Regions from separate parts of the Mus musculus genome. Here region 2 is linked to region 1. A link is a loop called in an ENCODE intact Hi-C map of the cell type or tissue named here. Cell type or tissue: left cerebral cortex. All regions are shown on one strand. Each heading gives the region's core, and the rest is flanking DNA. Links, peaks and the distances in the headings are about the cores only. Region 1 overlaps Msra (methionine sulfoxide reductase A). Region 2 overlaps Msra (methionine sulfoxide reductase A).

Evidence for each region. A loop is a pair of places that touch in the nucleus more often than their neighbours do. Peaks named below come from ENCODE experiments on the same cell type or tissue, not always from the same donor. Only the 100,000 strongest peaks of a DNase experiment are listed, where the experiment ranks them.
Region 2: it touches region 1 in a loop (2.0-fold over the local background); 2 of 42 quality-filtered maps call a loop at or near these places.

What each region holds. Positions count from the first base shown.
Region 1 is chr14:64,129,675-64,142,028 of GRCm38, forward strand. All of the region lies in intron 5 of Msra (methionine sulfoxide reductase A), which reads right to left. Among named protein-coding and RNA genes, the nearest start is that of 9630015K15Rik, 20 kb to the left of the region's middle. In left cerebral cortex, for the core only: no CTCF peak of the experiment used is centred there; DNase peaks (open chromatin) are centred at 6,248, 6,861, 7,759 and 9,498; H3K27ac peaks cover 6,913 bases.
Region 2 is chr14:64,265,953-64,278,306 of GRCm38, forward strand. All of the region lies in intron 3 of Msra (methionine sulfoxide reductase A), which reads right to left. Gm41176 (a long non-coding RNA gene) reads left to right here. Exons shown (of 5, transcript XR_001781294.2): 2 at 6,784-7,029; 3 at 9,200-9,288. Among named protein-coding and RNA genes, the nearest start is that of Gm41176, 12 kb to the left of the region's middle. In left cerebral cortex, for the core only: no CTCF peak of the experiment used is centred there; DNase peaks (open chromatin) are centred at 5,298 and 6,351; H3K27ac peaks cover 7,452 bases.

The DNA.
Region 1 (12,354 bases), core at 1,524-9,523:
CCCTTCCCCCTTCTTCAGTTCTACCACACAGTTAAATGGCTTCCATCACTATTCCTCTGGCCTCTGCACCTATGATGTGATTCTCAAGGTCTTCCCAACCCCTGGCTTGCAAAGCAAAGCGGAAGGTACTACAGGCTGAGCTCTGTCCCTGCAGAGGGGAGGGTGGCTGAGCTCTGTCCCTGCAGAGGGGAGGGTGGGAGGACCACAGCTGTTGGCTTGGCCAGTGAGGATCTGAAGCACTGGTGGACTATGGCCACAGCTCAGTCAAAACCTACATCTGTGTCTCAGCCAGATCTACTGAATTGGAACCTGCATTCAAAAAAGATCACCGGGGTGGGGTGGGGGTGGGGCGGGCAGATGGCTCAGTTGGTAAAGTGCCCGTCACATAAGCATGTGGGCCCGAGTGTGACCCCTGAACTCACATGAAAAAGGCCAGAGTCGTGCCTGTACTTTCAATGCAGGGACTGAGGAGGTGGAGACAGATGGAGCCCTGGAGTTCATTGGCTGGCCAGCCAAGTCTACTTGGTGAGCTCCAGGCCAGTGGGAGACTGTCTCAAAACCCAAAGTGGACGGCACCCAAGAAATGGTACCCATTTCCTGTAGTTTCCACATTTACACCAGCATACACATGCATACAGATATGCAGAGAAATAACCCAATGGGGCCCACTTGGCAGTGACAATCTGAGAAGAGTACCTTTTATTAGCTAGAGTGAGGCAAAACAGGAGTGGTAGAGATCTGAGAGCTTGCTGGGACTAGTTCATAACTCTTCCCAGGATGGCTCCCACAGCATTTTCTAGGGCTCCACCCCATCCCTGGGGTCATCTGTGCACCAGGCAAGAGTCCTGTGACCACAGATATCTACCTTGAGGGAGAGTGAAAAATCCCAAATTGTTGAGGTACAAAGAACTCCCTTTGTGGGTGTGGAGGTGGGAAAGGGTCATCCGGGTTGGAGGATGTGTCATACAGGTAGGACTGGGCTTGGGTGTTCATAGAGCTGCCCTGATGGCATGAAGGCCTCCCCAGATAAGGAGAATGTTACGGCCAAAGGCAAGGAAGAGGGGGGAATCGTGTGTTTGTCTTGTTCTGGAAGGTCTGGAGAGAGAGGAAGGCAAGTCCTGGGCTCTCAGGGATGAACAGGAAAGGGGTTGATCCAGGAACCCGGGAGAGAAGGCCCAGGAGGGTAGAAGCAGGAGGAGATGCAGATGGAGAAGCAGAGGTGGGATATCTGATGGTTTACTTCTACATGCCCATCTGAGTGCCCAGCTCTGTGCTCAGTTTGCCCACCTCTCTACAGCACAGTGGCCATGGGGGCAAAGGGGGGCAAAGGTGGCAAGCGCCTCTGAGGCTCCCTTGTTTATCTGCAGCGAGGTTTATAAGTGACTGAACTAAAGTGGGGGCCCAGAGGAAGGGGGTGGCCCTTTCATGTTTTCCAGGGCTATATCTCCTCACACCTTCTAAGTGCCAAATCTTCCTGGGGGACCCAGGCGGTCCAAGTCCCTTCCCTACTGTCCAGGCACTGACTGACTAGTGACCTTCTGCTGGGTGCCAGAGGTCAAGGCTCATAGTCACATGGCTGATGTTACAGGCTGTGCATCCCACTTCTAACTCCTTGCATCAATCACTGGATCAAGGATGGAGGACCCCTCTGGATTCGATCTTGTCATTGACATCTGCTGGTGGTTACAAGAAATTCAAATGACCTTGTCTTTGAGTGAAGTTTCCTTTTGCGGCTTTCAGTTGTATGAGAAACCTCTCTCTCTCTCCCTCCCTCTCCCTGCCCCCCTCCCTCTCCCTGTCCCCTCCCTCTCCCTGTCTCCCCCCCCCTCCCCATCCCTCCCTCCTTGCCTCCCTCACCTCCCTACCCCACCTCCTGCTTTATGTATCTTTAGGGGTTATGATCTGCTTTTCCATATATGCAGTCAATTAAGAACAACCTCAGTTTTTGCGTGTTCCTAGCATTCATTACACAAAAGAAACCACTTCTCATTTTCTCAGAAAGAGCCAAGGACACTGGTTTTCACCTTGGGGATGAAATGCAGATTTCATTAAAAGGAAAGATCCGTCATCCCAAGAGACTGAATAGAAAAGGACTCAAAGCAACATGGCAGCTGCTGGAGCTCAGAGCATCGCGTTCCACAAAGCCTGGAGCTTTTCTGGGTGCTGCGTCCCACTCACGTTAGAATCTTGGCAACTCCAAGACTGGTTCCAACTTGTACAGTACAGAGTGGCCAACTATGTTGGTTGTTCCCAGGCCTCGGGGGCCTCCTTGGGATTCAGAACATCTGCCGTAAAGTGAGAAGAGCCTCGGGTCACAGAATAGTTATAAACTTTGTGTCCAGTTGTTATACAAGCATTGGTTGGTTGCTGCTACCCGCCTGAGTCTTTGTTGTCCTCAAGTGTGAAATGAGACAGCAAAACCTGGAGAAACTCTCTTTAACCTTCTTTCTTTGACTCGTGTCTTCCAGAGCCCTAAAGCTTACAGTCCAGCAATTAGTCTTGCTATGTTTGCATCTTGAATAGTCTCTGAAAGATCTTCTGCTGAAGACCTGGTCTCCAGCCGAGGGGGCTGTGAACTAGGTGAAGCCATTAGAAAGGTGGGATCTATTGTGAGGAACTCAGGTCATTGGCAGAGTACCCTGGAAAGGACAGTTATGACCCCAACTTCTTCCTTTATATTTTTGCTTCCTGGACATTGTGTGCAAAAGGCCCAAAGCAACAGACCCATCAAATACAACTGACAACTCTAAAACCATTTACCAGAATAAACCTACAGTGTTTTAACTTGACTCTCTGGTATTGTGTCACGGCAATGGGAAGCTGGCTATTCTTAGAGTTGTATAAGCATCTTTTGTCCATTCTTGCTTCTTAATGCCTCCCGGACTAGAAAATGTCTGTTGACTTATCTTCAAGTTCATTCTATTTCTTTTGCCGACTCAGCCTCTCCCCCTAGAGATGTTTTTCATTTAAGGTTGAAGTTTTGATGATTAACCTGTTTCTGCTTACTTCCAAAAAAGTCGACTTGGTCTTCTGATTTATAATTTTTTTCTCTTTACTTTTGAGACAGGGTCTCAATGTATTACCCTTGCTGTCTTAGAATTCGCTATGTAGACCAGGTTGGCCTTGAACTTACAGAGATCTGCCTGCCTCTGCCTCTTCAGTGTTGGGATCAAAGGGGTGCACCACCAGTTGCTTTAAACTTTGTCTCCTTACTGAAATGTCTTTTTCATGAGATATTGTTTCCATATTTTCCTTTAACTTCAGACTTGGCTTCTGCTGTTTTGTTTCAGTATGCTTATAATAGTCAAGTTAAAGTCATATGTAGTAAGTTCTACTTCATTTTCTTTTCTTTCTTTCTTTTTTTTTTTTTTTTTTTTTGGTCCTAGAAATGTCTTCTGAGAAGTGGACATTTGGAGCCATGTGCTATGCTCTGAATGTGAAGTGTTTGAACACTTGGTCTTCAGCAGGAGGGATAATTTGAGATGGTTATGAATCCTTCAGACAGTGGAGCTTGACAGGAGGAAGTGAGTCACTGAGGGCAGGTCTTGAATTTAGCCCACCGAGGCCCACTTCCTGTTCACTGTTTTTATATCTGATTTTGGATGTAATACGATCAGCTGCTTCCTGCTCCTATTGTCACAACTTCCTTCCACATCATGATGGACTGTGGGTACTATCCTCTGGAACTGTAGCCAGAATAAACCCTTCCTTCTTGAACTTGCTTCTGGTCAGGTATTTGGTCACATGGCCACAACAACAAAAGCAACTAACAAACATACAATCCAAGAACTCCAAAATCAGGTCACTGTGTAGTGACTCCATATGGTTTATGTTAATGACACTATTGAGTTGGCACTCATGGCTGGTCTCTGCTTATGCTCTTAGAAGCCATGAGCCTTTACCTCTGTGGACTTTCTCTTTGTGTGTTGGAGCACAGGTGCTGTCCATGTTAGAGTAGTTTCCAACTCTACCATCTCTTCTGCTTGTTCCTTGGCTTGGGGTCCTGAGTCGTAGTGTCAAGGGGAAAGCGCCCTCCACTGACAGTAAGCATTGCATCAGGAGAGGGAGGTGAATGGGTTCCATCGGCATGCACGTGGAGGTGATGCAAGGCAAAAACCCAACAGGAAGGCACAAAAGAGCAAGTGTAGATTCTCTTCCTCAAGGGAAATGGAGCTGCAAGAGTCAGGTGTTGAGTATCTTGGAGGGCTAGTAAACAATTTTTAGGAGAAACGATACAACCCAAAGAGCACACAATGGCCTGGGACAAAGTTCCTCTCCTGGGGAAGGCAGGTTAGAGCATGGTGAGGGACAGAATTGTACCTGGAACAAAGTTAACTTCTGACTGAGATAAAGTCTTTGGGTGACCTCCCAGAGACTCCCTCAGAAGAACAGATCAAAGTCTGTCTGGGCTGGGGACTTTGAGTCTCTTTGCCAGTGGCTAATCTTTCCTGTTCTTTGATGAGATTCCTAGGAACGGGGGCTTAAGAGAATGACATTTCTTTTGCAAGAACTTTCCTCCCTCTGGTGAGGGAACTTCAGAGACAGCCCCTCCCTGGGTGCCTGGGGTGGGGACGAAAGAAGGTTAGTGAGTCCTTGATTCTGAGGCAGCATCCACACCTTCCAATGTCTTCAGTGCAAAAGCACACAGCACGCCAAAGAACTGTGCTTCTGGGTGCTCTTTCCTGAACTCGAGCAGTGCCTCTTTAGAAGTCTTTGCTTTTGGGTTGCATGCTCATTTCTGTTCTCTCTAGTTTGGGGAGTTCTTATAAAAAATGTTTGCCAGGTGTAGTTGAGAGCACAAGTCCTGTCACTCTTGGGTAAAGACATAGGTGTGGGTCTGCTGAGTCTCAAGATGTTAAGGTGTGTTCAGCTAGTAAAACAATTTCACAGTGTTTTTCCCAATCGGTGGTACCAGTTTGGACATCTCACCTAAGATGTTTGAGAGGCTCCTGGCTCTCTCTATCCTTGCCCTGGGATTTGTCAGAATTTGTAACTTTTTCATCCTAACTGGAAGACATGGAACACCAAGTTAGCTTTAGCTTTCGTTTTCTTAATAATGATTTGGATACATTTTAATTTTTACTATTTGCCCTCTGTATCCCTCCTTAGGTTAGGTATATATTCCAATATGTCTGCATGGGTGCATGTGTGTGTACAGGTGCATATGTACATGTGTATGCACATTCATCTAGAAGTCAGAGGATAGCCTTGGGGGCCATTCTTCAGGCTCTCTCCAATTTTTTTTTCTTCAATTTAAGAGACAGGGTTTTCTTATTGGTCTGGAACTGACCAAGCAGGCTAGGCTGGCTAGGCAGGGAGACCTAGGCATCTGCCTGCCTGCTTCCCCATTGCTGATATTACACATGTCAACACCATATCTAGCTGTTTTAATGTGGGTTCTGGGGATCAAACTCAGGCTCTGTCTTAAGGTATCTCTCCAGTTTCCCCCACCTCTTTCTTTTTCTCAAAACAGGTTTTCTCTGTGTAGCCTTGGTTGTCTTGGACTAGGCTTTGAACTCAGGAGTCCACTTGCCTCTGCCAGGGTTAAAGGCATGTACCACCATATCTAGCTTTCATCCATTTCTTAACTACTGGTTGGTTCTCATTGTTGGTCCTCTGATAACTCCAGGTATATTCTAAAGCTGTATTTTGATAGCCATACATAACATCTGCTCTCTAAGACTCTAGTGTTGTTCCATTGTGCTCCCTGATTCTCTATCTACAACACAATATGTCTACTGTGAATAATATCTTTATCTATATATGCAACTATTTGCACACACACACACAGAGAGAGAGAGAGAGAGAGAGAGAGAGAGAGAGAGACAGACAGACAGACAGACAGACAGACAGAGAGCTTTTGTTTAATCAGGAAATTTTTTTGTGCCTTTTTCAGATATTACTCACGGTGCTGGGGAACTGGACTTGACTAGTTTATAGCCCCCAGAAACGTAGAAACTTGGTATTTTAATAGATGTGGCTTAGAGATTAAATTAAGAAACACACAAGGATTTCTGAGTGGAAAACCAATCATACGCTCCCATAAGCTATCAAAATGTGCCATTCTATGTTTATAGAGGCTGCTCGTTGTTATCAGCAAATCTCTCCTTCATTAAGAATCAAAATGTTACTCAGCACACCCAGTGCTTAAAGTGTCCTGGATTCTGAAAGAACGCAGCCTCCATTTGGAGGTTTATGCAGCAATTTCAAGTGGGCAGTTCTGTGTAGCAGATATGGAACACAATGAAGGCCAAGTCCAGAGGACACCACCCAGATCTGGTGATAAATGCTTCAGTTAGCAGTGCTACAGCTCCCTATCTGCAGGACGGCTGGCACACTCTTCTGGAACACACAGAACCAGCATCCGATAGCAATGCGCCTGAGAAGCAGTTGTGACTTCTTTAAGTTCTCTCTGCCAAGCGAAAATAAAATTGAAACTGGCCATTTAATTGGTTTTTTTTTTATTCACTGATTAAGACAATAAAAATTGTGCTTGTTTCAGTATTAAGGAATTAAAATCTCCCTTGAGACTTCCTCTGCCCTGGGCGAGGGTCCATCTGCCCATCGCAACAGGCTGGCCAGCTTGCACACAGCGATTCCCCCATGAGCTGTGATCTGAATAACTTCACACTGCACTGGCCAGGTCCCAGAATGAAATGCTGGGCCTTTAAATCATTACCCAAGGAAACTAAAAATAGGACTGTCAATTAATACATGAGCGATAAGAGAAAATGCACTGAAGACGTATAGCTGCTCTGGCTGAGCCTCCAGCCATGCATGGCTGAGAATATAGATGACCAGAAAAGCAAGAGAAAGGCAGCTTGGTCGGCCTGTTGGAGAGCTGAGGAAGCCAGCAGTGTGGGAGTGTGGTGTCTCTGCTTATGTCTGTCCCTCCTGAGAATGCACAGAACGTGGCTGTTTGACTGCAAGACTGGATGTGAGGCTGTGGCTGATCCACATATGACTGCTTTGTTTTAGACAATAGCACCCCTCTCCACCCCCCACTCCATACAGGCATCATGAGAAGATTCTGAAAGCATGTGTGTGTGTGTGTGTGTGTGTGTGTGTGTGTGTGTGTGTGTGTGTGTTCTCGCGAGTGTAGGTCAGACTTACAGGCCTCCACACAAGCTGCTTTGGCTTCTTAGTACTGAAGCCTGGGGGATTTGCTTGACTTAAGCTTTTGTGTGTGTCTCGTGTGTCGTTCTGTGGAGACCTGGGGTTGATGTCAGCCATCTTTCTCTGTCATTTCCTACCTCGTGTTTTGAGACAGGGTTTCCAACTAAACCCAGAGGTCCCCTAGCAGGCTGGGCAGGCTGGCCAGTTGAACCGCCTCTCTCTACCTTCCCTGCTGCTTTTGTGGCTCTGGGGATAGAACTCGGGTCCTCCCTTTACTGACTAAGTTATCTGCCTAGCCCCTAGACATTTAAAATTTTTTTAACCTTAATTTAAATGTTTTCTAGAGGAAGAAAGAGGGAGGAAGGAGAGAGGGGTAGAGGGAGGGAGGAAGGGAAGAAAGCATGTATTAGGGGTGAAGACTCAAAATAGGCAATGAGTCCCTATTTGCCAAAACACAATTGTTATTTTCTTCAGCGCTCAGAAGAACTGGAAATCCCTTCAGAGAAGAGAGCTAGAACAGGAGCTAATTACATCATTTGCATTTGCATATAATTGGTATGCCTTCCGGCTAAGACAATAAAATCCGTGTTCGTTAGACTTCTTGCTAAGGCATGATGTATTTCAGTTGCAGCACCGTGTATCTGTAGGTGTTAAACATCCCCCGTCACACCCTCAGCAGTCCTCAAATGGACAGAGGTTGCTTTGGAACTGGCCCGAGCTTGGCCAACTCACATAACCTTGGGTGACTGACCTTGAGCCCCACTTCCTCTCCTGTGAGGGGTGGGGGTGGGGAGGATGAGAAGCCCTCTTTTTTCAGGGCTGTGCCCAGAAAGAAATGAAATCACGTGGATTCAGTCTCGGCAGCAGTTTTCAGGCTGCCCTGTGATGCTACGGTCTTTCTGAGCTCACAGAAAGCCAGGGCAGGGGAATCATGAGGAGCAGATTATGCCCTGAGCAGGTGGAAGTTAAGAGCCTGGCTAGTTTAAGCCGCATCCCACCCAGTTGAGTGGCCCCATTCTCATGCATCATCCAGATTAGTGGTGCTCTGGGGACAAACAGCCAATAGGCTAGATGTCCTATGCTAGCTTTGGGGACATCTGACCAAGAGCTCCATCCCACCCACATGCATCCTGGATGCCCCAGAGCATCCAGCTGGAGGGAGAACCTGGACGGGCAAGGTCTGGAATGACTATCTCCGTTCATGCCCTAATAAAACCCCACATCCTGGGCTTCCTAGAGTCAAGAACTACAATGAGCAAGCCGGAGCTGGGGTTGGGGTGCTGTTCTGCACTGGCCTGACTCTGTGCTGTGCACTGCCCTGCTTGCATTGTGATTATGGTCCCATGCAAGCCTTACCATAGTCCCACCAACACCTCCAAGCTCTAGCCACTACCTGCCTTTGTCTATCTGTCGCCCTTAAGCCAGTCTTGCTTGTTCATGTTACTGCTTTAAAATGGGTCCCCCAACACCGACCATGGACACAGGGGACTGAGGAAGCTTAACTGTGAAGGTTCAGGGTTTGTCATTATTCTCTGCTCTGTGAAATGTGGCTCTCTTTTTTTGTCCTCTGTTCAAGAGCACACACACACACAACTCATAAACTCTCCCAGCCCTGAGAGAAGTCCCAGAAGTTTCTCCAGTCCGTGAACCTCATGGTGCACTAGCGTGGCAGAGAAGTAGCCTGAACCACGGATTTTACAGAGAGAAGAAAATTCCTACATACCTTGCAGAAGTCAAAAATCAGAAGCAGACAAATGGGGGACAACACTGCTGTTTATGCTTGAGGGTGTTCTGAAGTGACAGAGGGGTGTGAGAGGTACAGGGCTGATAGTGCTGAGGACAGAAGACACCCACAAGTCTTGAGCCATGCTGCCCCAACCCTCAGAGAGCTGAAAGCTGCTTCTCTGGGAACCCCATAACCCTTTTCCCCGATACCTTATCTACTTTCACGACTTTGGCCAACCGAGTCCTTCAACCTTTCCACACTTGACTTGGCTCACTTCTAAAATGACAATATTCTCCTTTGAGGTGTTTCTTAAGCTCACAAAATACAGCAAGTGGGCCTTACTTTTATTTTCCGGATGGATAACAGAAACTTAGAGAGGTCCAGTTGCTTGCCCGAGGTCACACAGCTGACAAGCGGCCATGGACCAAAGGAGACCAGACTGGGCCATCAGTATTAGACTTTCTGCCAGTGCCTCTAGATGGAAACACTATCTTGCCTCTCCTCCTGGACATGGGATGACTCCTTTTCTAGCTCCAGCCTGGCTGACAGGCACCAGGCTGTCACTCCACAGAGAGTTACGCGGAAGGGTGGAAGGAGAGTCCGACCTTGTGTTGGGAAAACAGGAGACAGTGCAGGCTTCTGCTGTGTCATTCAGATCCCATTCAGGTCACTCCGGGTACCTGATTGACTCCCCACCATCCTTTGTACTTTGTGGTCCACAGTATGTGTGCATGCACATGTGCACACACTTGGTGTTGACCTCTGATTCTTTCCACCACTCCCACGATCCCCAGCACTCCGGAGGATGCCCTTTACTCCTTGACTATCCAGATTCCAACTAAGTATCACGAAGGGAAGAAGGAAAATGGCTGGGTAAGGAGCACAGAGCTTTATTCTGCCCCCATCCCTCTGTCTCCCTCTTTGAGAACCTGGCACTGGGAACATAGCTCTTGCCTGCCAGGGACAGAGCAGCAGAGACTTGGCCGTGGTCTCAGCCAGATGTCACTCTCATCTGGCGGCCTTGGCTAGCTCAGTGTTTGGAATGAACAGCCCAAACATGGGGCAGGCGGGGCCCCTGCAGGGATGTGGGCAGAAAAGCTGAGCCCTAGCAATGCCCACAACTCTCTGTTTAAGGTGCAGGCAGGCAGCAGGAAAGGGGACATCAGAAGGGCAGCCACTTTCCCTTCTGACCCCTTCTCCTCCTGGATCCCTATCTCAGCTGTGGATGTGGCCCTATCTTGTTATTTTACCAAGAGACCAGACTCCCACTCACCTCTCTAGGGGAACAGCTCCCGGAAGTCTTGTGTGTCTTCCGTACACAGGACTCCACTCAGGATAACAGATGGAAGGAGCCAGGAGTGGCCCAGGCCCTGCATCTGGAGGCCTGGGGCCACTGCAGCTTAACCTTTGTAGCCTCACTGGGCCAAGGCCAAAGTCATACCTAGGGAGCTATGAAAATCCCATCCTGCACTGCACCAAATGAACCAGCAAAGACATACACAGTCCTGCTACCATGATGGATAGTGAGCTGGGCCTGTCTGGAACAAGGAGCCTCTAGATTCACAGACTGTCAAATGCTGAAGGGTCCCAGGCTGAGGTGGGGGCCCCTAGAACCTTGTGGGGGGGGGTTCTAAGAGGATGCTGGCTTCACCTGCAGCCAGAGGCAAGGTGCCTCAGAATAGAGTGAGGGTTGATCAGTATGTCAGGGACCGCATCATCATGTGCAGGGGGGTGGCACCGTGTGCTGCCTGCCAACGGGCCCATTTCGGTCACCATCTGCAGCAGAGAGTGGGACACCTGTCAGAAACAGCTGCTGACGGCAGATCGGAGTGTGTGTGTGGGTGCTTTGTGGTGGCCTGGAGCCGGGCACGCTGCCGGCCCACAGGAATGCCAACCGTGGACCTGGTGTGGAGAGAGGCGGTGAGAGAATCCCACTCCTCACTTCCACATAGGCAGGGCAATCACCGAAACTTCCTGCCTCCCTGGACATAGATTCCACCTGTTGTCTCTCTCATGGACAGAAGAGACAGCAGGGTTCCCTGTGGTGAAAGAGAAATGCCAGAACAATCCAGGAGAGAGCCTAAGACCTCCTGTAGTGAATACCCCAGGCATCTCTGTGGAGGGAGGGGGGAATGGCAACTGGGTATGTTCCTGGCTCTGTTGGAAAGAGTGTCCCCATGTGTGTGGCACTGAAGTAATAGGTTGGGCCCTTTCTTATATGGTCCACCCTGATGGGGTTTAATCTTTCAAAGTATCTGGACTTTTCTTTTTAGATAAATGAAGTTCAGTTCATCAACATAAAATAAAAAACTTTAATCCTGTAACAATTTGCAGTGAGAAATCTTTCCAAATGGGTTTTTGTACACCACCATCTGTCATGCTTCCCCTGGCCACCAAGTCTTCATGTGTTCCTCATGCTAAATACCCATGCTCACGGCCTTGCCTACGCTGCTTCCAGAACTACAAACCATTCTCAGTAGTATGTGTGGCTTTTGTACCTCTCCCCTAGATCATAGGACTGGGCTCTCAAGGGTTCAGAGACTCAAGGGGTCAGAGAGCTCAGGGTCAGCCATTTGCTGTCACCCATTCCTGTTTGTCAACACACCCTGAATTTGTTGGGCCTCAGCAAGTGCCTGTGGTTGGGGGAACACACTGGGTTCCCTGGCATAGGCTGGGCCTACCAGAATGTGGGATATATGCTGTGATCTCTAGTTTTTCAGGGCCATCTGATAGCTGGCCTGCCTTTTGAAGGTAACAGCCCAGCTGAAAACTCACATCTCAGATAGGAACAGTTACAATCCCATTAGAGGTGCTACCAGCCTGGGTTCTCTTAGCTTCCTATCAGTCTGGGTCACCTCAGCAGCCACAGGGTTTATAGGGTCCTTCTGCAGGAGCAGGGACCCCAGCATCCCTGTGCCCAGCTGGTTCAGCTCAGGTCTGTTGGGCTGTGTGAAGACGTGGTACTCTCCCTCTCACAGAGGGCCATAAGATTTGTCCCTGTGACTGGGCCTGTCACTTAGAGATGTTACAGTGTGAGGCATCTGGATTCTAAATTCCTTGTGTCTGCTTTCTTTCTGGGTTGTGTCCACTGTTCATTTTGTCCTAGGTGCCAAGTTCCCAGAACCTTCCCTGAACAGCCCCAGAACAGTCGCATCCATGGCTTCTCATTGATATGGCTGGTGAGCAAGAATCTGCAGCTTCCTGGAACTAAGTGTGGTGGCTTTGATGCACAGAGGAGTTATTCTCTAGTTGCCTTGACGCTGCCACCTTCCTTCTGGGTACTTGCCCTTACTTTGCTACCCAGGGGGCGCTTTGGTTGTGGGGTCTGTGGGCATAGAGTTGAGTAGACATGATGCCCTTTTCAGTCCTCAGAAACAAACTCTCCTAAATAGCAGGAGGAACCAGGCATATGACCGGGGCCATAGGAAGGAAAAACAAATGTGCATCTTAAACATTGAGTGTGGAAAATTCCTTATGGGTTCTACACTGCAAAGGAACTCCTCACTGATACC
Region 2 (12,354 bases), core at 1,938-9,937, 140 kb after region 1:
TTCAGGGGATGTCTTATCTGCTCAGAGTCATTGTGTTCCAATCTGCATGTCTTCCAGAAGACTAAAAGTAAGGGTCCCAGGAGGTGGGAGAAGGTTACCGCTGTAAAACTGTGTCTCAGCAGCTAGAAGCTGAATTATCCTTGGATTCTAGGAAGGTAACATGAAACAACTCTCTTCTGTTGGTGAGCTCCGCTAGGTGTATAGAGATGGATGTGATGGCTCAGTGTAGTTTGTTTAAAAACACAGCATGAGCTGGGCATTGCACTGCACACTTGTAAAGGCTGCTTTTGTGTGTCAACTTGACACAAGCTGGAGTTATCACAGAGAAAGGAGCCTCCCTTGAGGAAATGCCTCCATGAAATCCAGCTGTAAGCCATTTTCTCAATTAGTGATCAAGGGTAAGAGGGCCCATTGTGTGTGGTGCCATCCCTGGGCTGGTAGTCCTGGGTTCTATAAGAAAGCAAGCTGAGTAAGGCAGGGGAACCAAGCCAGTAAGTAACATCCCTCCATGGTCTCTGCATCAGTTCCTGCCTCCAGGTTCCTGCCCTATGTGAGTTTCTGTCCTGGCTTCCTTTGGTGAGGAACAGCAATGTGGAAGTGTAAGCTGAATAAACCCTTTCCTCTACAACTTGTTTCTTGGTCATGATGTTTTGTGCAGGAATACAAACCCTAACTAAGACACCTGAAATATCAGCACTTGGAAGGGGGAAGCAAGAGGATTGACCGTTTGAGGCCAGCCAGAACTACAGAGTTCTGTCAAAATTAAAACAATGAAAGGGAGGAAAAGGGGAAGGAGAAAGAAGAGAAAAGGAAACTGCCATGTAGTCTTTCTTACAAGGAATACTGGGTCCCCACACTGTATTAGTATCCCGTGGTGGCAAAGAAGCACCTGAGATGTTCTCACTTCTGAGACCTGCATTACTGTCTTTTTCTTTTTCATGCAGAACTTGGTAGAGCACCTGCTTAACCTAGTAATGATAGTTTACTGAGAATTTAACTACATATCAGGCCCTTCTCTAAAGGATAAGGGGGGGAGGAGATAGATAGGTGATAGATTTGATAGATATAGATAGATAGATAGATAGATAGATAGATAGATAGATAGACAGACAGGCAGGCTAGAGTAATGATTCAGTTGGTAAAATGCTTGCCTTGCAAGCTGGAGAACCTAAATTTGACAACCCCTAAAACCCATGTACAAATGCCAGCCATGCTAGCTTGTGCTTGAAATCCCAGCTTTAGGACAGCAGAGACATGAAGGCCCCTGGGGCTCACTGGCCAGTTAGTCTAACCTAATTGATGAGCTCCAGGCCAATAAGAGACCCTGTCTCAATGGGTAGTGTGCTTGAAGCTAATACCCAACGTTGTCTTCTGACCTACACACACCTACACACATGAACATGCATGCACCTTCGACAAACACAGAAAGAACTAGAGTAAGGAAGGCAACCAACAGTGCTGTGAGCATGTGGATTGAGTGACTAGCATACTTTATGGAGGAGAGGGTGGGGCATCACAGGAAGCCAAGACTTACAAGTGGATAATGGCCAGACCCAGGAGTAAATTCTCTCCATATCTCCTCTACTCATTTTAGAAGTCGTGTTTTCAGCAATACACATTGCACTCAAATATCCTAAGAGTCAATAAAAGTGACTTCATGAAATGTGAATGAAGTGCCTCATTTTGTTTGAAAATGAATAAATGAATTGCTCATTGCAGTTCACAGGCATGCTGTCTTCTCCATGAGGCCATGGAGTCTTTTAACACGATGCTGCCGGTTCACCCTCGAAGCTATTCATTTGCTTGTTTAATGCATCCAGTGTTTATTACATGGCACTAAGGCTTTGAAGAGACTCCTACTCCAGCAGGAAAGAGCCACTGCAGTGTAGTAAATGCCATAAAGAAAGCCTGCCAGAGGAATGGGGTAGACGAGGGATGTGGGGTGTAGAGGTGGTTCCTGGAGGAGGGAAGACCAATCAATACTTGAAGCACTGAACAAGTCCAAGTCCATGCTTCTGAATGAATAGATGAGGAATGCCTGGCCCTTTGGTCTTAGTAGGAACACTGCACTGAATAGGCCACACTATTATACTCTTCTTCCTTGTTTGCGAGATAAGGCAGGCATACTAGGAGGCCCCACAGGACTCAGTCTAGGTCCCCTAGCAGGTGTTAGGGACTTTCAGGATGCAACCCTGATCCTCAGAGCCCAGTGTCCATTTCTATTGGTCTCTGTTGCTATGCAGAGCTGTGGCCATGAGCACAGGTCAGGTTGAACACTGAGCCCTTCCGTAATTCTCAGGAATGACTGAACTAGCTTCATCCCTGGAAAAGTGCAGCCTGCAGCCCGAGTCACACTCTGCTCACGGGCCAGTGCCCTGATGGAAGGACAAGCGAGAAAAAAGCAAAATCTAGTCATGTCTACACTGCCTAGTTGTCTCTCTCCAAATTAACTCTGTCCGTGAGCTGCTGGCAGGGTGTGCTTCCCATCGTTTAGGACAGCCATCCAGAAACATAATTACGTGATTAAGTGCTGTGTCCTCCCAGGAAGTGTCAGGAGCCATGATTACCCTACCAGGGAGGGGGTGGGGTAAACAATACGCAATCAGGCTGTGGACAAGGTTTCCCACTGCAGCCCAGGACCATGCTGGTATTCATCAAAGGTGGAAGAGACATGCTTCATATTTCATATTAAGAAAGACAACAAACTATAATCAGGAATATAATCAAGGATGGAATAAAATGCTGATTGCCCTTAATGACCTTATTATTCTATCACTGAATGTGTTATAAAAAAAGAACTGGGCCATGTATTTCCATGGTTCTCTGAGTGGTATACATGTATGACGTATGTACGGTTGACTGTGGTAGTCTGGGATACAAGTCGCTCACTTCTGTCTGTACATAATGAGAACAAATGGAAAGGCTAGGGAATAGAGAGAGTGTGAAGTCAGGGAAACTGTCTATGATCCACTAAGAAAACAGCAGAGTATTAGCAAATAAATGAAGGGGGGAGAAAGCCAAGTGTACAAGCCAGTGTCAGACCAATACAAGTGAGCAAGACATACAAGATAATACTTCAGTAGTTTGGAAATAAAAAGCCTCCTTTGAAGGACTGAAAACCACATCTCTAGAGCCACTCTGGTCTTCTTCTGGTAGGAAGATCTATAGATCAAAAACGCACAGAGAAAGACACTCCAGATCACAGCAGTCGAGAGTTGTAAAGCAAAACAAGGAGACACTACTATGTGTCTAACAACAAGCCAAAATCCAGAACATAACAAGGAGTCACTCAGTGGTCACAAAAGTCGTGGGGCTGGACATAAATAGAGATACAGGACATTCTACAACAGGGGCACTATGTGTTATGGCATTTCAATGGTAAATAATTCTCTTATATGCTGGTCAAAGCTCATAGATTGCAGACACCCACCACACACACATATACACAAGAGTGTCCCTGATGTAAACCAGGGACAGTAACTAATAGTAACATACTGGTGTTATTCCATCAGTGAAAACAAGTTTCCACAACAGTGCCAAGTGTTAGCAGGGAATAAGTGTGCAAGTGTCGGGAGGGGTTGGGTATCATGGGAAATCTATTCAACCACTTTGTGCTTCATTTCCCTGCAAACCCATGTGTGCTCTGAAAACTTGTTAGTTAAAGTATGGACACCTTCTTGAAGGCAGAAACTGGCCCCTCCATGTCACCACAATACCTGATGAATACACGGCTAATCTTTAAAAGCATCTGTACCTGTCCTAAATGGACATTAAGGATGCTGAGTGGGCAGTAATTTAGAGACATGCCCTTTCAGAGCCACCATTCATAGCTCAGGCACAGTGGGGACATACTTTGACTTGACAAGTGCGATTCTTCATCCGAAGGAGCTTTTACTCTGTGGTAACTGGTCCAAATCACAGAGTGAACCTTCTGTATCCCAAGCCTGCCTGCACACAACTCTCAGCCCTGCCATGTCTTTGGAAGGAGCTTACACTATGGCACAACCATTTGTCACTGTCATTTATTTTCAGTCCACACTGGGAGATGAACCTCATACCTCATCTGTATGCGCCCCTTTGGCATGTGGTACAGACTCAAAGCAGGCAGGGCCCCCAGACCTGGAGCTTCTCTTTATCAAAAGGCACGTGCCCAACCAAGGCCAAAAAAAAAAAAAAAAAAAAAAAAAAAAGGAGCAGTGACCAGGGAGGGCTCACAGCAGGGATTGAGGCAGGCAGAGCAAAAGCTGACAGAGCATTGAGTGCTGCAATCTTGAATCCCTTCATCTTTCCCAGTATGAAACCCTATGTCCCACAAAGGTTGCACTAGGCTCATGGGATCCCTGGCAGCAGACAGATGAGTACCACTGCTGTCCTCTCGAGGTAGGAGATATCCCACCACAGGTCATTCAGGCCAAGCACTAGGAGCCATCGCAGGCAAGCCTGGCCTCTTCTATATTTCTCTTAAGTCACCAGGAAGTCCTTGCCCCTTCTTGCTCATGACTCAGATCCCTAGACTCTTCTCAAGCTATTTTCTGTTTGTCTTTCTTTGTTTGGTTGGTTCCATACTTAGGAAGTATCACTGAAGGCCTGGGCTTTAAAAGTATGTGTACAAGTTACCACCCTGTCTTCCCAACTGGACCCTTGGGCACTGCCCTGTTGAATGCATGTGGGTATTAACAGATGCCCAATACACAGTAGAGAGGGGCCTAGGGCATGTGAGGCCCTGTGCTAGGTGTTATGGGAGAGATGAAAGGACATGGCACAACCCCAGGGAAATGACAGCCAATGGGAGGACCCTTTACTGGTAACTACTCCTGCTTCCCAACCCGCCCAGTCAAGCAGTCAATGTGTTTGGCTGTTTTGGTTTTTGTGGGAGAGGGAGAAACACTTTTAACCAACCATGGAGTTCTTTTCACAGTACCCACTTGTACTTTCTCAGTCTCTTTAAGAGAAATACAGAAAGATGCTAAGTAAAGACCCTGCAGTAGATGGGAGGGTACCAATTCTAGCCTATCACTTGTTGATCACGTAGTCTAGATGGACACTGTCCTGCATTCATGTTCCTGGTGACCACACTAGCTAGTGTTCGTCCTTCACCTACCGAGCTGTTGTAAGAACTGAAGAAGCTGCTGGGGTGGGGTGACTTGCAGTGAGGCCTGGCTCGTGGGAAACACCAAATGAAGTCATCATTCTCTTTTCAAGTTCATGTGCAAAAGCCACCTGAATGAGCTGGTAACATCTCATGGCTCTGCTGTACTGCATGTGCAGCTGGAGGAACAAGATGATGTCTTAGGTTTGAGAGATTATTTCTAGACCAAGTGAGTCACCTTCCCAATGGGACTCTATCTCTCATCAGTCTTGAGAAACCAGTCAGAGGGAGGAGGCACAGCTGCCTTTCTCCCACATTGTATCCAGGCTTTGGAAACTGTTTATAAAGTTTCTATAAATATAGGATGAGACTATACAACAGAGAGATTAACTCTAGATATCTGGGATGAAGGAAGGAGTTCCATAGGCCTGCCCTATGGAAGAAACAGAGTTCCCATGGGATAATATTTTTGGCTCATATCAGGACCTTGGGGGCTTATCCATCAGAAGCTTTAAAAATCAAATTAGGTAATAAAAGTATGTTGCTACATTGTAGGCAACAGAAATGAAGATAGCATGTTCATATGGCCAGTGATATCATATGATGGATAAATAAGCCACAGAAAATGAAATAGTATTCACCACTGAAAAGGGGGTGTTAACTGAAAATTCATGGAGGATGTCATAGTTTATTCCTCTGTTGCTATGACCAAAAACACTGACCAAAAACAACTTGGGAGAAGAAAGCATTTATTTTATCTTACTTTCAGGTAACCATCTATCACTGAAGGAAGTTGGGAAGGAACCTGGAGGCAGGGAACTAAAAACAGAGACCAGGGAGAAGCAGTGTCCACTGGCTTGTTCCCCATAGCTTGTTCAGATCACCTTCTTATATGGTCCAGGCCCAACTGCCCAGGGATGGTGTCACCCACAGTGAGCTGGGTGCTCCTCCATCATTAACCAAGGATGAAAATCCTGGCAGCACCAAGGAGCTCCCAGTGCCTATCCTTAAGTAAAAGAAGCCAGTCTGAAAAGGCTGTGTGCTGCGTGCTGGTGCTTCCATCTTTAGAATAATCTGGAAAAGGCGAGCCCATGGAGATAGGAGCAAGTGTGGTTTGGTGGTTGTCAAGGAGGAGGGGAGGGAGCTAAGCAGACAAAGCCCAGGTTTTCAGGGCTCTGAAACCATCCAGTGCCATGCCGCCATGGTGGGATAAGCTGTTACACATTTATCTAACCTACAAAATGTGTGGCTTGGAGACGAAGCTTAAAGTAGCCTGTCTGGGCAGACGTATCCATGGCAACGCGTGCAGCCTTCTGGAGCAGGATGTGGAAAATGGGGTGCTTGTAGGTGTGTGAAGGCAGAGAGCACACAGGAAGCCTCTATACTTCCTGTTCAATTTTGCTATGAACCTTCAACTGTTTGAAAAACAAAAGTTTATTAATTAAAAAAAAATTGGAAGATAAACCCCCAATTCTTCTGGATCTTCCTGCACTCCACTCCACCAACTTAAGCTTCCAGTATGTGGCTTTGTCCATTTAAAAACCTGTCTCAGTGGGAACAAGTACCTGTCCCTGAAACATTTCAAACTATCAAATTGAGCCAGAGTGAGACAGGTTGGGGTGGTGGTGGTGGTGGTTGTCTTTCCTTGTACACAAAAGATCCTCAGCTTCAGGCACTTCTGTCAATCCTCCCAGGGCAAGGCAGGTCCACAGAGGACATCACTGTATCACAGTGGTTGGCAGCTCTCTACCTCCAGGATGATCAGTGAGCACAGCTTCAAAGGAAATAGGCTCACATATGGGGCCAGTGAAGATCAGACCACTTGTGTGACAGACCTGGAAATCACGCAAACAGGGCTGCTCATGGGCAACCCTCTCAGTGTGCTGCGATGTTTGCTCTCTGCCTGCCTCCTGTTTGAAAGCACTGAATATGGGGTTCTGGTGAGTACTGCTGTGCAGAAGGCCTTCTGGCCCCCAGCATTTCAGCCCAGAGTATGGTGGTATCTGGCCCTGCGCTAACTGACAGAACCCTCAGAAAGCAACTGAAAACAGGATAACAAGGATGGTGGAAGAAAGACCCATCTTCCAGCTGGTGCATCTTGGACAGAGTTTCGTAGTTGGCTAACAAGTAAAATGATCATCTATAGGAAAGATTCTGATATTTCCTCTAACTTTAAAAACTCACCCGGGGGATGAAAAATGAGAGGGCACTCAATTGGTAAAGAGCTGCGCACAAACGCCTGAGGCCATGAGTTCAAGCCACAGAACCCATGTGAACAGGCTGGCCATGGTGGCACATACTCGTGATCCCAGCATTCAGAGACACAGGAAAGAGAGATCCACTGGGCTTGATGACCGTTAACCACATTGACAAGAGAGACTGTCTCAAGTGAGGTAAATGGTGCCTAATGACACCCAAGGCTGTCTCCTCTGGCCTCCGCGTACATGCAGAAACATGCTTGGGTACACACAGGTACACACAATGTTTAAGAAACAGTAGAGACGAGCCGACTAACCAAAGAAAAATAACATTCCCATTTCTATGAATCAGGGTCATCTAAGTGGCTCCAGAGCCCTGGCTACGTTCGTCAGGCAGTTTTCAAAACTCTAGTTTACTTGTAAAATAAAATTGACTGCTTTCATTAGTAGGTTAGCGGCTGAAGCACATGAGGTGAAGCTTATCTGCAGCTGATTATAACTGATTCCAGGCTGTTGAGAAGTAGAAACTAGTAAATGGCAGTGACCCCTCTGGGGGCCACTCAGCTGCCTAGGTGTTTCCCTGGCATAGGGGTGACCACCAAGTGTTTGCCAGAGTCTCTTCGGTGATTTTTGCTCAGTAGGTGGGGTAGTCATCGACCCAGATATTTATTTTTAATATAACTTATAGAGGACATCAACAAGGAAACCTTATTCTAGGACTGTACAAATCTGTTAGTCATTTGGAAGTAATTAAGACCCAGTTCATCACATAAAATTGCCAGAGAAGCTGGCCCCTGCCACAGTAAGGTTATCTTCTCATATTACATATTATGGCTCCGTTATATGTCATGTGAAAATTTCAGGGCAGGCCTATCCATCAGTGGCTTTTGCAATTACATTTTAAGAACTGCTTAACCTAGCAGCTTCCTTTTAATCTTCCTTTTAAATCTTTGAGGATATAATCCTGAGACAATGAGTGAACAGCTCCCCCATCCAGTCTGGATGGGTTATAAAGGCTCCATCAGTGAGCTGTTTTCCAACAGCTCATCTGGGTGGTACTTTCAGTGATATACAAGTAGAAGACATGCTTGACTAAGTCTGCTGGCCTGTTGACCTCTGACCTGTGCCCTAGCAAGGATTTAAGTTGTTCAAAGAAAGAGGTGGGTCAACTAACCAAACCAGTCAAAAAGGTCAAAATCTCAAGGTCAGAGGAGGGATGCATAATTGCTATCTCTGCAATGGGTCTCCCTTGTCACCCAAGGGCAGCAGCAGCCTGGTACCTCCTGAATAGTGTGTGCCAGCCTTCAGTTCTTTGAAATTATAAGAAAATTCTCCTCCTCTATGATATTCATGCTGGGTTCAAGCATTCTAACAAACTAAATATATCTAGTAAACTCTGTGAGGAGAGTAGATCAATTTTGTTTCAGCTTTGGGGACCTTAGGTGTGGTGGAGCCATATCTCTGACATGACTTTGTCAGAGTCCATGGAAGAAGGACATGGGAATGACAAGAACATGCTTGGACTCTGCAGCATAGAGGGAAGGCGGGTTTCACTTAGCGCAGTGGCTTTGTCTGGGCTCCAAAGCTGAAGCAGCTGGGAGGGAGAGAGTTCCAGGTCAGGGGCTCATGTGAGGGAGACAGACAGACAGTTCCAGGTCAGGGGCTCATGTGAGGGAGACAGACAGTTCCAGATCAAGGGCTCAGGCTGAGCAGGCAGGCGCCAGCTGGGAAAAGGTGGGGTTGAAAACGTGGCACAAGGAGGGCATACCCCTCAATCTCTTCTCTGTCAGGCCCTCCGCTCTATTTCTAGCTATAACAGCTAGCATGAAAGCCTCCCCCTGGTCAGGAACATTGTCCATGGGAAGTCCAGAAACGCTGGACCCACGGCATTCACCAGTGGTTTGTTTCTCAGGCTCAAGAAGAGGAAGGAAGGCAAGTAGTACAGTTGGTGGCAGAGGGATTGTAATAAGATGAGTGGAGGAGAAGAGAATCGCAAGGAGGGTGAGTAGATGATGGGGGAGGGGGAAGGAGAGGAGGGAGGGAGGGAGGGAAGGAGAGTACCTGGGAGCCCTCATTCACTTAACTTTCTATACTATTTTGTCATGAGGGCCCTGTTTTGAGGTGTTTCTCTCTTGCTGTTTCTAATGTATAAATTGAATTTCGCCACCTGTATTTGGAAAGCATGGCTCATGTAAATGAAAAGTTCTGAAAAGAAGCTATGTCTGGCTGTGCAAAAAAAAAACGCCTGGAAAGAGCATCTGCATCTGCAAGACTGATGGGAATGTCAGTACTGGACAGAGATTGGGAGTTTTGTAAGTTTGAAGGCTAATTACTTTATCCTGGGCTACTTGTAGCCTTGTGTAACAGCCAGCTCTGTTTCTGAACTAACACTTCACGATAATAAATAAAAACCTCATAGAACCTATTAACTTAGCAGAGCACAAGCTTCCACCAATCCAAGAGTTAAAAATGTCATCAGATAACATCTTGGGCCTGTAAGATAGCTCTCCCATCTTCCTGTACCTGCCTCTCTGATGTGCCAACCAATGCATTTAAAAATTGTCTTGATTTATGACTGTCTTTGTTCTGTGAAACTACAAAACACCCCATGAAACTGCTTCCACATAAAACCATGGGATTTGGAGTAACATAAACCTGTGTTTCTAGGTCATGGTCGCTCACTGTGGCTCCAGAATAAATTCTTATTCTCTTTAAGATGGGGGCTGTGGTTTGAATGACAACATGCGTGCAGGTTTCAATATTGCCTATAGCTTCCAGCATCTATGGGGGCCTTGGTATGTATCCCACACAGACAAGGGAGAATGCCTACCACACATTGTAGGGAGAGGGGAATCCATCCTAACAGAAAGATGGGCAAAGACCGACTAACAAAAATAACAATGCCTTAAGCTCTTAACATGTCAAACTTGACAGACCCTCCACCCTAGAGCCTCACCTGAACAGGACGTTATAAAAACAAAACAAAACAAAACAAAACAAAACAAAACAAAACAAAACAAAACAAAACCCTCTCAGGCCTCAGCAAGGCTGTGATCTGGAAAACCAAGTGAGCATCAACCTCTCTCCATCAATCTCACTGTTAAATCACTTACTGTCTCTCAGCCTCAGTTCTCTCAACTAACAAAACAAGGAGTCCTGTGGGCTCTGGTCATTTTAAAGAGCCATTTTAAACAGAATATCCAACAGGACTCCAACATAGAGCTAGAGTCAAACTGTAACCATTTGTCTGTAGCAGATGCGAATCCATTTAGGGAACAGACTTCACTGTGGGTGGAGACCTCACAGCAGCTTTTTGGAGCCTGATGCTGTAGTCACCCACTTGGAAAACCACAGGACTAGTTGTTGGTTCAAACCTCTTCCAGGCCTGAAATGCTGTGATGTGACCATGACCCGTGCCCAAGATAATGACAGCCCAGAGGGATGGCACTTGTTAAGAAGCCAAGCTTATTGTTAGGGGTGACTAGGTTTAGAACAAACAAAACTGTATCTCTCTCCTCTACCTATGCTCCAGTCATCTGGGCAATGGGGCTACTCACTGAGGAGCTGGTACACCGGGTCAGAGTTACAAGTGAGGGGCGAGGCTCCCTAGCCTCTGAGCTTTCTTTCTCCTTGTTTGTTTGAAAGAGAAAAGCGTTTTCATTCTATCTGTGACAAGTTCAGGGCCCAATTTTATGTCTCAAATAAGGGGCACAAAAAGCCATCAAATTGCTTGTTGCAAGGAGCAAACACCAGGATTCTTGCGTGTGGGGAGACGTGTCAATAACTTGGTAATTTTCCTTGACTGGCATTGACAACGCTACAATGAGGCTGACTATGCACTGAGAGAGTGAATGCAGTCTGAGAGGGATTGAGGGGGAGTCTTCCATTACTTGAGGAGCTGTGCCCAAGCCCCTCCCGCCTTTGAAGAATGGAGCCATTAACTCATGGCAGAACTGCAGCCTCGCATCTCCACCCAAACACTGCAGAAATTACCTTGAACTAAAAAGGCACACCGAGTGCTTTACACGCATGGAGAAAGGCTGGTTTAATGCCCAGCTGGAGCTCTGGAGCTCCGGGCAAATGCTAGCAGGTACTTGGAGAAGGAGTGAAGAAGATCCATAAGAGCCCAGAGGAGGTGAGAGGAAGGAGAGGTGCGGGTGTCAGGCCAGATGTATAGGCAGAGGCTGACTGAGCCTGCCAAGCCACACACTGACCTACACCTACACCTATGCCATTCGGTGTCCCTATAGACAAGGAGTACAGTGATAGACAGCCCAAGTCCCAGATTTTCTAAGACACATCTGATGTGAAATATTTTCCTTTTAAAATATTTTTGCATGCACTTATTTAACTCCTGTCGGGCATGCACCTCCTCTGGAGGCCACAGGGCAACTTGTGTGAGTTGGCTTTCTTTCTCCTCCACATGCACTCCTAGGACTCAGGCTGTTGGGCTTGGTGGCAAGCACCTTTATCCACTGAGCCAGCTCCCAGCCCTGAGATAATTTTATTTTCAATAAGAAATCAGGGAACTGGAGAGACGGTTCAGTGAGTAAAAGCCCTAATGGTACACGGATAAGGACCTGAGCTCCGGTTCCCAGCATGCATGTCAATGCTGAGCACAGCTGAGCACACCTATCAGGCCAGCACCTTAGAGCAGAGACAAGTGGAGACTGGGGTTTGCTGGTCTAGCATGTTTAATGAGCTCTAGATTCAGGGAGAGCCCCCGACTCAAGGAGACGAGGCAGAAAACGATAGGACAGGACACCTGATGTCCTCCTCACATACATACCCAGGGTCACACACCACGTACACTCTCATGAATACACCTTACAAACACTGATAAAATAAAAATAAACTTTAAAAGTATTTAACTACAACCATGCCATAGCTTCACTGATGCTTTTTAAGAGGGGAAACTGAGGCTTGGGGGTAGGGGGTTGCCTTGGAGACAAACAGCACTGAGAGGTTACAGAAAGACTGCCACTATTGGCTGTTCTCAGACCGAGCTCCCACTGGGCACCCCTGTGGGACAGTGTAGCTGTTTCTCAGGCTGTTCTGGTGGCCATA